Regions from separate parts of the Homo sapiens genome. Here region 1 is linked to region 2. A link is a contact called in ENCODE Hi-C or POLR2A ChIA-PET data. All regions are on one chromosome and are shown on one strand. Each heading gives the region's core, a stretch centred on a gene start or an enhancer-like site at or near the end of the contact. The rest is flanking DNA. Distances are from core to core; before and after follow the strand shown. Region 1 holds the start of FAM136A (family with sequence similarity 136 member A). Region 2 overlaps TGFA (transforming growth factor alpha).

Region 1 (5,009 bases), core at 1,031-3,530, 220 kb before region 2:
AGACGGGGTTTCACTGTGTTAGCCAGGATGGTCTGGATCTCCTGACCTCGTGATCTGCCTGCCTCGGCCTCCCAAAGTGCTGGGATTACAGGTGTGAGCCACCGTGCCTGAACATTATTTATTTTTTTTTGAGACGGAGTTTCGCTCTTGTTGTCCAGGCTGGAGCGCAATGGCATGCGATCTTGGCTCACTGCAACCTGCGCCTTCCAGTTTCAAGCGATTCTCCTGCCTCAGCCTCCCGAGTAGCTGGGATTACAGGCACCTGCCACCATGCCCAGATAATTTCTGTATTTTTAGTAGAGATGGGGTTTCACCATGTTGGCCAGGACGGTCTCAAACTCCTGACCTCGTGATCCACCCGCCTCGGCCTCCCAAAATGTTGGGATTACAGGCGCGAGCTACGCGTCCAGCCAGGAAACTTTATACTACACAGTATACATTCTGTATTTGGTGGTTATGTCAAAAGGAACAAACAAACGCCTCCTCCCCAACAAACTGCATAAGGGCTCTTGGTCATGAACTCCCCTGGTAACTCCCCATTACATCATTTCTTTTTTTTTGAGACAGAGTCTCGCTCTGTTGCCAGGCTGAAGTGCAGTGGCGCGATCTTGGCTCACTGCAACTACACCTCCTGGGTTCAAGAGATTCCCCTGCCTCAGCCTCCCTAGTATCTGGGACTACAGGTGCGTGCCACCACGCCTGGCTAATTTTTTGTATTTTAGTAGAGACGGGGTTTCACCATGTTGGCCAGGATGGTCTTGATCTCCTGCTCTCATGATCCACCTGCCTCAGCCTCCTAAAGTGCTGGGATTACAGGCATGAGCCTCCGCGCTCGGCCTACATCATTTCTATAGGAAATGATGTTCAACTTAAGGCACTCGACCGCCAAGACTTTTTCCAAAATTTCAAACCCTGTGAAAACTGGTTGGCCATCAGTATCACAACTGTTAACAGAACCAAGACACTAAAGCCAAGAGTTTTGAACAAATGCTTGTCATCTCCTGCAAAAGTCTGTATCAAGGACTACAGTGCTCTGTCTAGGATATTTCTCACCTGGAACTTCTCCAGCTCACTGGTGACCAAAGCCTGGGCTTGAGCCAGAGGCACATGGCAGCGCTCGATGCACTGGTGCACCTGCTTCATGGAGGCCTGGCTGTCCTCACAACAGCTGGCGCTGCACCGGAACATGAGACCCTGGGGAGAAAGGGCAGAGAGGTTAGGTAGGAAAGTCTCTGGGGACAGAGATGACTATGGAGCACTACAGGAGTTAGAAGGCCACGTGGATATTTGCACCTCTCTCTCCACCTTCTGCTTTCACCTTCCCTGAGAATAGACACCAGGACCTTAAAACCACCACTGGGGAAAATTATCCTCAATGTCTAGTGTAGTGTTTCATGGTGTCCTTGCTGCTAGCTCATCGGCACCTGTTGCACCGATGGTTGGGTGAACAGAGGTTCGCCCGAGTGGGTGAGGGTAGGGTGGTCTGACGAAGCCAAATTCTGAAAACCAGGAGCCTCTTCCATGGGGTTCAGAGGTCAGCAACCTAGCAATACAAATTCCACCAGAGGGCAGCCGACCCACTAATCAATGACTCAAGGGGCACTATCTGGGAAACGCATACTCCGTGAGAGAAGCAGGACCGAAACACACAGAGGCATTGCGGGGCTCAGAGAAGAACAGTGTAGAAACCCGCGCTGTGTGAAGCGAGGTTGGGCGCAAGAGAAGCAGGCATGACCTGGCCAACGGGGAGGCCGGAAGTCCTCGCCTTTCTGGTCTTTCACGTTGGCAGCGCCTCTGCTGGGCCTCGGGCCGCTCACCTGCGGAAGGGGCCGCGTAAGAGGGGAAGGTGGTGGGGCGAGCGCCTGCCACCAGGGGCTTCCCACCTGCCGCCGAGGACGCTCCTGCCCCGGGCTGGAAGGGGCGGAAAACAGCCTCGCGCACGGCAAGGGCACACGGATTTCATCCGATCCGCCAAAGCTTCCGAAGTCCTGTCCGAGGCCGCCCCGGCGACCCCAGGGCCGCCCACACCCGGTCTGCGGGGACGCGGCTGCAGTGCAAGGCGTCGCGTGGTGGCTGAGGGAAGGGCCCGGAACCCACCCGCTGAGAAGGGGGTCCTGGTTCGGCCCCAGCCCCGCTACCTGCATCTTCCGGATGTTCTCTCTTTCCAGACTCTTCACCATGGACTCCACCGCCTCCTGCACCCGGAGCTGCTGCAGCTCAGCCATGGCGACCCCGCGCTGCCCCGCGGCGCTCCGCGCCGGCGCCCATATGGAATCGGCGTACGGGCCCGCCCCCTCACCGCCCTTCGCCGCCCTTCGCCGCCTGCCCTTCCAGGGCCCACGCCCCCCCCTGGCGGCCGAACGGAGCCACTGCATGCTGGTGTCCGCGAGCCCACCGCCCTCCTCCCGCTTGGGAACCGGTCACTGGGACACCTGCCCTGCGGCTGCTGCCTGCCTTTCCTCCTCCCTCCCATGTCCCTCCCTTTACATTCTTTAAAATTATTTAATGTAATTTACATACAGATAAATGCCCAGATCTTAGGCGTGCTGCTTGATGAGTTTTAACAAACCCTGTCCGCCGGGCGCAGTGGCTTACGCCTGTAATCCCAGCACTTTGGGAGGCCGTGGGCAGGTGGATGACCTGAGCTCAGGAATTTGAGACCAGCCTGGCCAACCTGGCGAAACCCCGTCCCTACTAAAAATACAAAAATTAGCCGGGTGTGGTGGCACATGCCTGTAGTCCCAGCTATTTGGGAGGCTGAGGCAGGAGAATTGCTTGAACCCGGGAGGGAGAGGTTGCAGTGAGCCGAAATCACGCCATTGCACTCCAGCCTGGACGACAGAGTGAGACTCTGTCTCTAAACAACAATAAAAACCCAAACTCTGTCTTGTCCCAATCTCCGTCCTTTCTACCCCATCTCCCCACCCCTGCCCTAACTGGTCTGCTTCTGTCACTGTAGATTACATTTTCTCTTTCTAGAATGTCATATGTATGTTATTATCCAATAAGTACTCCTTTTCTGTCTGGCTTTTTTAGCATATTGCTGAAAAATACTTAGCCTAATGCTTTCGAGATTGAGCTGTGTTGTTGGTTCTTTTTTGCTGCTGAGTAGTATTCTATTGAATGGACATACCACATTTGTCGTTGTTGTTTTTTGAGACAGGGTCTTACTCTGTCACCCAGGCTGGAGTGCAGTGATGTGGTCTCGGCTCATGCAGCCTCCACCTCCCTGGTTCAAGTGATTCTCATGCCTCAGCCTCCCGAGTAGCTGGGATTACAGGCATGTGCCACCACGTCTGGCTAATTTTTTTTTTTTTTTTGTAGACACGGGGTTTCACCATGTTAGCCAAGCTGGTCTCCAACTCCTGAGCTCAAGGGATCCACACACCTCGGCCTCCCAAAGTGCTGAGATTGCAGGCATGAGGCATCGGTCCCGGCCCACATTTGTTGATCCATTCCCCTGCTGATGGGTGTTTGGGTCTTTTCCACTTAGTAGCTATTATGAATAAAGTGGTGACTATGAACATCCTTGACCATTTTTTTTTTCTTTTGGAGATGGGATCTTGCTATGTTGTCCAGGCTGGTCTCAAACTCCAGGCCTCAAGCTATCCTCCTGCCTCTGCCTATCAAAGGGATTACGGGTATGCACCACCACCCAGTCCTGGACCAAGTCTTTTGTAGACACAGATTTTCTTTTCTTTTGGGTAAATATCTAGAAATGGGATTGTTGGATCACAGGGTAGATGTATGTTTATGCATTTATTTCTCATAAAAAATGAACTTCAGAGACAAAGCAGGGGCTACAGATCATCAATGAAGCAGTCATCAATGAAGCACTTACATGCCAGCAACATGAAACTGTTTCTGAATTCCTGGAGCAGTTTTTTTTTTGGAATGCCTCACTGTCCCACCCATAACAGTACTGTCGTGTGCATTCATTTATCGAATACATTAGCTAGGGGTGCGGGTCCAGAGGGGAGTGTCAGTGGAGAAGGGAAACACACTCCGTGGAGAAGGGGAAGGGGCAGTGTTGGAAGAGGTGTGCTGGAGGAGGTGGTCCAGGCTGGCAAGGAGGGAGTGAGCCATCCGGGTTCCTCAGGAAAGTTTTCTTAGAGGAGATAAGGCTTGAATTGAGGCTTTGAATTGAATTGAAATGAGTGGGTGTTTGCTTGGCATATGGGGCTGAAGAGAAAGCCATGTCAGGCATGGGGGTGCAAGGTGGGGGTGGGGGAGGAACAAAGGAATGGGGCCGTCATTAGAATTTAACGATTTTCTGCCATTGGGCGCTAGATGGCAGGAGAACTCTAGTTTAGGGCAGTGGGGAGTTTGACTCAACCCAAGCTTCTTTGAAGAAAGCTATGTTTTGATTGGGCACGGTGGCTCACGCCTGTAATCCCAGCACTTTGGGGAGCTGAGGCAGGTGGATCACCTGAGGTCAGGAGTTCAGGAGTTTGAGACCAGCCTGGCCAACATGGTGAAACCCCATCTCTACTAAAAGCACAAAAATTAGCCGGGCGTGGTGGCAGGCACTTGTAGTCTTGGCTACTTTGGGAGGCTGAGACAGGAGAATCGCTTGAATCCGGGAGGTAGAGGTTGCAGCGAGCTGAGATCACGTCACTGCACTCCAGCTTGGGCAACAAAGTGAGACTCTGTCTCAAAAAAAATAAAATAAAAAATAAAAGCAAGCAAGCAAGCAAGCAAGCAAGCAAGCAAGCAACCAAACAAGCTGTGTTCTTCCAGCGCCAGGCCCTCTCTAGTGAGTACAAGTGTGAGTATCTCCCCATAAATCACAGTTCAGGGTCTTGAGACAGCCTGTTCACTTCAAGCTCGACTACAAGTGGCTCCCAGCAGCAGCTGGAATCAGGGCGACACCAACTATTAAATAATGTGCCAGACAGTGTTTTAAGTGCCTTCCACGGGATGATCTCATTTAATTTCCATGACAAAGCACCCTATGAGGTGGGTACTTTACTCTCCTCTCTTCTCTCACTCAGGGCAGAAAACTGAGG
Region 2 (5,653 bases), core at 2,211-4,710:
CTGGTTTTCTTGCCAACAGCTTAAAAAAAAAAATCTTTGCTCCTACTACTAGACTGACCTTGCTGAATGAAATCACTCCTATCCTCTAAGCTCTCCATGGGCTCTGTACCACTCACAGAACCCAGCGCAGAGACAGAACCCAGCCCCAAGTCCTGAGTAGAGATTTAGCATGCATAACCTGATCCTAGACCTCGTTTCCACCTAAACTCCACCCATTCCCTCCTGTCAGGTCCTCTGACCCCAGCTGCCCAGCACTGCCCCTTTTCCCTGCACAAAAATTGGCACTCCCAACTTGGTGCCTTGGGTTCATGCTACTAGGATCCTCACCCAACTTCTTATGGCTGCTGACTTTAGTTTAGTTGCCTGAGCCTCAGTTTCCTTCACTGTAAAAGCAGATAAAGATATCCAACTCTTGCACAGGGTTGTTTAGAGATTAAACGAGAGACACATGAGAAAAATGTGGTATATTGAGTGACACACAATAAACATGCAACAAATGGTAGCTGCTACTATTGATAGTTTTTTTTGTTGTTGTTTGTTTGTTTTTTTTTTTTTTTTTTTTTGAGTCTCGCTCTGTCTCCTAGGCTGGAGTGCAGTGGCACGATCTTGGCTCACTGCAACCTCTGCCTTCCGAATTCAAGCGATTCTTCTGCCTCCGCCTCCCGAGTAGCTGGGACCACAGGCACGCGCCACCATGCCTGGCTAATTTTTGTAGTTTTAGTAGAGACGGGGTTTCACCATATTGGCCAGGCTGGTCTTGAACTCCTGACTTCATGATTCACCTGCCTTGGCCTCCCAAAGTGCTGGGATTACAGGCGCAGGCCACCGTACCGAACCTATTGACAGTTTTCATTCACATCATGCTGATCTCTCAAGTCGGCATATCCCATCCTCTACCCATGGGAATCAAATTGGCCTCTCAAAGCCTTGCTCAAATGTCAGAAATAATCATTTCTTCCTCAGAGGAATCCTTACTTTATTCTGCCTTGCAGTTCAGAAGTTTTTACATCTTACCTGTCTCTCCTCTCTAGTGCGGTCAGGAGCTGTGGCTAAATCATCTCTATCCTTACACCTGGCCTAACGCACCTACATAGGATTTTAATACATTTATGTTGAACTGAATTTCTCTAAGAGGTCACCAGCTTGAAAACAGAGTTAAAGTCTCATCAAAGACTTGGACTAGGGGCTGGGTAGTGAGTAGTGAGGGTGTACAGATGGGGAATGGGAAAACCTGCAGATCCTCGGGAATTCCTTTACTTCTAGTCTAGATCCCTGCCGCTACAGCTCTAGGTCTTGGTTCTTACTCTAATTTCAGTGGAGATGAGGAGCACTTGAATTTTTATTTCCAACTTTTATTTTTTATTTATTTACTTTTTTATGATGGAGTCTTACTCTGTTGCCCAGGCTGGAGTACAGTGGCATGATCTCAGCTCACTGCAACCTCCACCTCCCAGGTTCAAGCAATTCTCCTGCCTCAGCCTCCTGAATAGCTGGGATACAGGTGTGTGTCATCACACCCGGCTAATTTTTTATATTTTTGGTACAGACGAGGTTTCACCATGTTGGCCAGGCTGGTCTTAAACTCCCGACCTTAAGTGATCCACCTGCCTCGACCTCCCAAAGTGCTGGGATCACAGCCAACTTTTATTTTAAGTTCAGGGGTACACGTGCAGGATGTGCAGGTTTGTTACTTAAGTAGACGTGGGCCATGGTGGTTTGCTGCACAGAGCACTTGAATCCTGACATTCATTCATTCAACAAGTGCTCACTGAGCACCTGCTGCACCATTAGCGGGACATTGTCTAGGTGCTGGGCAGAGAGCAATGAATGAAAAGTCCCTTCCTATGAGAAAGGATCCTTCCAATTCTCAAAAGCCATTGAACTCCATTATAAATAGCTGTACCATTGTTCAGTTGGGTGGTAAGTTAAATCTGTGTTTTTCTATTTAAATGATATTAAATATTCCCACTACAATATTGAAAAATCCATGAGGAATGAAGGAACTGTCATCCTTATCCAAAGCCCGGATTTAAGTCTGCTGAAGTGGCCTGTCAAGTGGATCCTGCATTGTTTGGTCACCCGATGAGATGACCCCTGAAATATTTTATTTTCCTACCCTTAACTCATTTTGTTGGCTTTTCCTGAAACTTTTATAAGAACACAAAGACTTCCATCCAGTGACCCCAAAGAGGCCTGGCCATATCCCAAGGAGGCTAAGACAGAGGAGTGAACGCTCATTGTGAACGTTCGTTGTGAATGTTGTGTCCCAGGGCTCTTCAAGCAAAGGCAAGACTTGCCACAAGGAGTTTACAATCCAGATGATTGAAGCAAACACACTCACTGGTGTTCCTGTATCTCTGATGCTCCCTATTACAGCCCTTTCTTCCACCCAAATGTTTCTACCTAGTCCGGGTCTCTTACAAACACTAACTCCTTCTCTTCTGCGTAGAAAAGCCTCCTTACTGCCTGACGTCATTTCTACCAGCCTTCCAGGTCGAGCTCAATCCCCAAGTCCTCCACGATGCCCCCTGACCACTCTGGCAGGCAGAGCTCCCTGCCTGCACCTCCTAATACCCACCAGCACTGGGCTGGGTATAAGATCAGGTCACTCACATGGACTAGTATCTCCTGTCCCTCCTTCTCTCAGCCCAGACCTCATTTCCCACCATTACTGATTTAGGAGAGCTGGTTACTATCTTTCCCTACTTCAAGAGACAAATGAGAATATTGGCAAACTGCTTTGAACTCTTTAGAGTCAATGCCACTAACAAGTGCCCAGAACTGACACCACAGAAGTAACCTAGTTGTTACATAACCCTTTGCAGCTATGTTAACAGAGAAGTAACATAGCTGCAAAAGGAGGTGAAATGCTTTTCCTGACATCTGGAGAAGCATGCAAAAAATAAACAACTAAATAAAAAAGGCACAGAGACCCTTGGAGGAGGAGCCAGTTGCTTCCTGTTGAGACACTTTTGTTTCTAAGGCCCGGCCACTGTGATGCAACAACTCACACTGCCACACAGACATCTTCCTGTATTCTCCCCAACATGTTACCCACTTCAAAGCCTTATAGAATAAGGCTGCCCACTGATCTGGTGGTCCGAGAGAACCCTCTCTCATAAAGCAAAGCAAATAGCAGATAGGTAAAACATCTTTATCCAACAGTGTTAACCAGGATGCAGCACGCATCTGGCTAGAGGTGAGGAAGGCCCTGTGCTTGCTCTCACCTGTGCAGATCTATGCCACACCCTTTTGTGCCAGGAGGAAGCAATTGTCTCTTCCGAAGAGTTTAAGCCTTATCAAAGACTTAGACCAGGGGCTGGGTACTGAGTCAACCTTCCTCTTCCCCAGGCCTGCTCACGCACTGGCTGGCTGAGGGCCCCCATCCAAATTCCTGGAATTTCAAGGCAACAGGGCGAGTATCGCCGAGCCCTCTCGGGCTGGCTGGAGTTCCCCAGCTGCTGAATCACCAACAGGCTCTACCAGGGCCGAGTTCTGAGGTTGCAGAGAAGCCGTGCCAAGCTGAGGCACTCTGAAAACCTGTTCCAGCTGACTGGCACTGTGACACGAGGCCTTGAGGTGTCTCTGGAAAGGGTTACACTTGATTTTCCCAGAGTCCAGGAGGGAGGAAGAAGGGGATGGCGGCAGTGGGCTAGGGACAAAGCTGGGGATAAAGTGGCAGATGCTATAGCTATCCACAGGGCCCTGGGCCCTTTGCATTGTGAACCAGCTGAGCAGAGGGCACCTGGCTGACAAGAAGTACAGGAACCAAACACCACCTCTGGAAGGATCCATGGGGAGGTTATAAGTCCCTCCCTATCCGTGAAGGCCCATTGGCCCCATCTCAACTTCCCTGGCCTGTGATGTCTCAGAATTACCATCCTCTGGGCCCAGGTGAGCAGTGGTTCTGCTGGTGTGCACCTCGGGCCAGCAAAGTTAGACTCTTGGTGGCTGAAATCAAACCAAGCCCATCCCCTCAGCTCAGTCAAAGCCATGTGTGGGCATCATTCACACAAGTGGCTTGAAAGTAGGGTATGAGCAGGGAGGAGGTAAAAACAAGCAATCCTTGAACTCTGTCCCATTTCCTCCATGTGAATAGCTTGGTGATGACAAACTCATCCCTGCACCCTGGTGCACAACACCCTGGACACCCCGGAACCACCCTGCAGAAGGCATTGTGAGGCTTTGGGTTTGGGCCAATACAAATACCAGTGTGACTTGGCAGAATCTCAGATCAATGCAGCATCAGCCTGGAAGTAGGGGATGGGGGAAGGGGACAATGCTGCCCCATTGCTAATCCCCACTGTCCACCTTGGGGGCTGGCCACAGGACACCCCTTAGGCATGCTCACTTGAGTTGATAAGGGTGGCTGATTAAGAAGCAAGTTCAATCAAGAAGGAAACAAATCCCCAGAACTACAGGTTTTCAAGAGTTAAGGGGTAAATACACTTACTTCTTGCAGCTCCACATTTCTCAACCCACATCACACTGCAAACTGGCAGAATCTCTAAGTTCTCCTCCTTGGGCCCCAGAAGCAAGGGGCAGGAGGAGGGAGAAGAGGCTAGTAGGGGAGAAAGGCCTGGGCAACAAGTGCAGGCTCCAGGTGCTGAAGAGGAGGAGTGGACGGGGTGGTACTCAGATTTACTCCCTTTCACTGGGAGACCTTGACCAGACCACCCGCTAGCCCAGGGGTTCTTACTGCTGGTAGCAGATGCCCCTTAGGGAGCATCTGAGAACCTGTGGTGGGAGGTGCTTTCTGACTGTCACAAGGACTAGGGGGCACTACTGGTACTTAATGGTGGGGCCGCGGATGCTAAGTTTCTGATTTCTGTAATGCACAGAACCTTGTCTTGCTTAACATATTGACAGTGCACTCTGTTGAGAAATTCTGGGCCCCAACAGAGAAAGTCTCTTCAACTGCAGGTCATTTAGTTTCCAACTGTATATGGGCAGATGTACCCAAAACTCAGGGGAAATGCAACAAGCTTGTAGTCACATGAGCAGACAGGGCCACTCATTAGAGCCTTGAAAATGGTCACAGAAGGACCATGGTGATCCAACCTGCCCCATTTACCTGGAATGCTTTTTCCTGTCAGCTCTTCCCTCTATTCTCCAGGTCATCAGCCTGTGCCTGTCTTGTCTGTCTCTTTGTATTAACCCAAAGCATTCAGGTTACACAACATGAAGCCTATTTATAAAGTAACAAGACTGACAAGTCACAAAACCCACTCCAGGTGTTTTATAGTGGTGGGGTTCCAATGAGACTCGGAAGCCCCAAGAGGGAAGAAACACACGGGGATGATGCATTTGACTTTCTTTTGGTCCACTGCCAGATTTTAAGGCCCCTAATGTATCTCCCTCAGGTCAATACATGTTCTTACCAGCCACGTGTAGCAAAGCTGTTCAGTTAATGCCCCAAATGCACTTAGTTGTATGGGCAGAATCTCATTTATTGACTCGAGACAAACCAGTAAGGAACAAGGCATGCCAACCCCAGAGCTGTGGGGCAGAGAGCATCATGTATCTTTTAGCAGTGTCAATTTAAGACATTTTAAAGGAAAACAAAAATCCCGGAGAAAATGCAATAGCTCTGCTATGGGAAAATGGGAGTGGGATCTCCCCTACCAACCCTGCTCTAGTCCATTTTCCCCTT

The links. Hi-C counts contacts between places; a loop is a spot of excess contacts on that map. ChIA-PET counts read pairs that join two places held with the same protein, here RNA polymerase II (POLR2A). Pooled maps may share reads with other maps.
Region 1: a pooled map shows a loop between it and region 2 (3-fold over the local background). The contact joins the promoter of FAM136A here to the enhancer-like site in region 2. A Hi-C loop is called at or near these places in 3 of 50 pooled maps. POLR2A ChIA-PET finds 5 or more read pairs at or near these places in 4 of 52 experiments (AG04450, MCF 10A, PC-9 and 1 more).

What each region holds. Positions count from the first base shown.
Region 1 is chr2:70,299,787-70,304,795 of GRCh38, forward strand. FAM136A (family with sequence similarity 136 member A) reads right to left here and starts at 2,281. Exons shown (of 3, transcript NM_001329752.2): 1 at 1,818-2,281; 2 at 1,054-1,194. The coding sequence starts at 2,225. RefSeq lists enhancers at 617-1,566, 1,567-2,515 and silencers at 2,201-2,470, 4,274-4,403.
Region 2 is chr2:70,521,076-70,526,728 of GRCh38, forward strand. The region is part of intron 1 of TGFA (transforming growth factor alpha); the gene reads right to left. Among named protein-coding and RNA genes, the nearest start is that of TGFA, 30 kb to the right of the region's middle. RefSeq lists an enhancer at 2,937-3,553. Within about 2 kb of position 3,461, at least 21 of the 41 ENCODE cell types and tissues checked have a DNase peak (open chromatin) inside an H3K27ac peak, as active enhancers do; they include PC-9, where a contact is called at or near this core.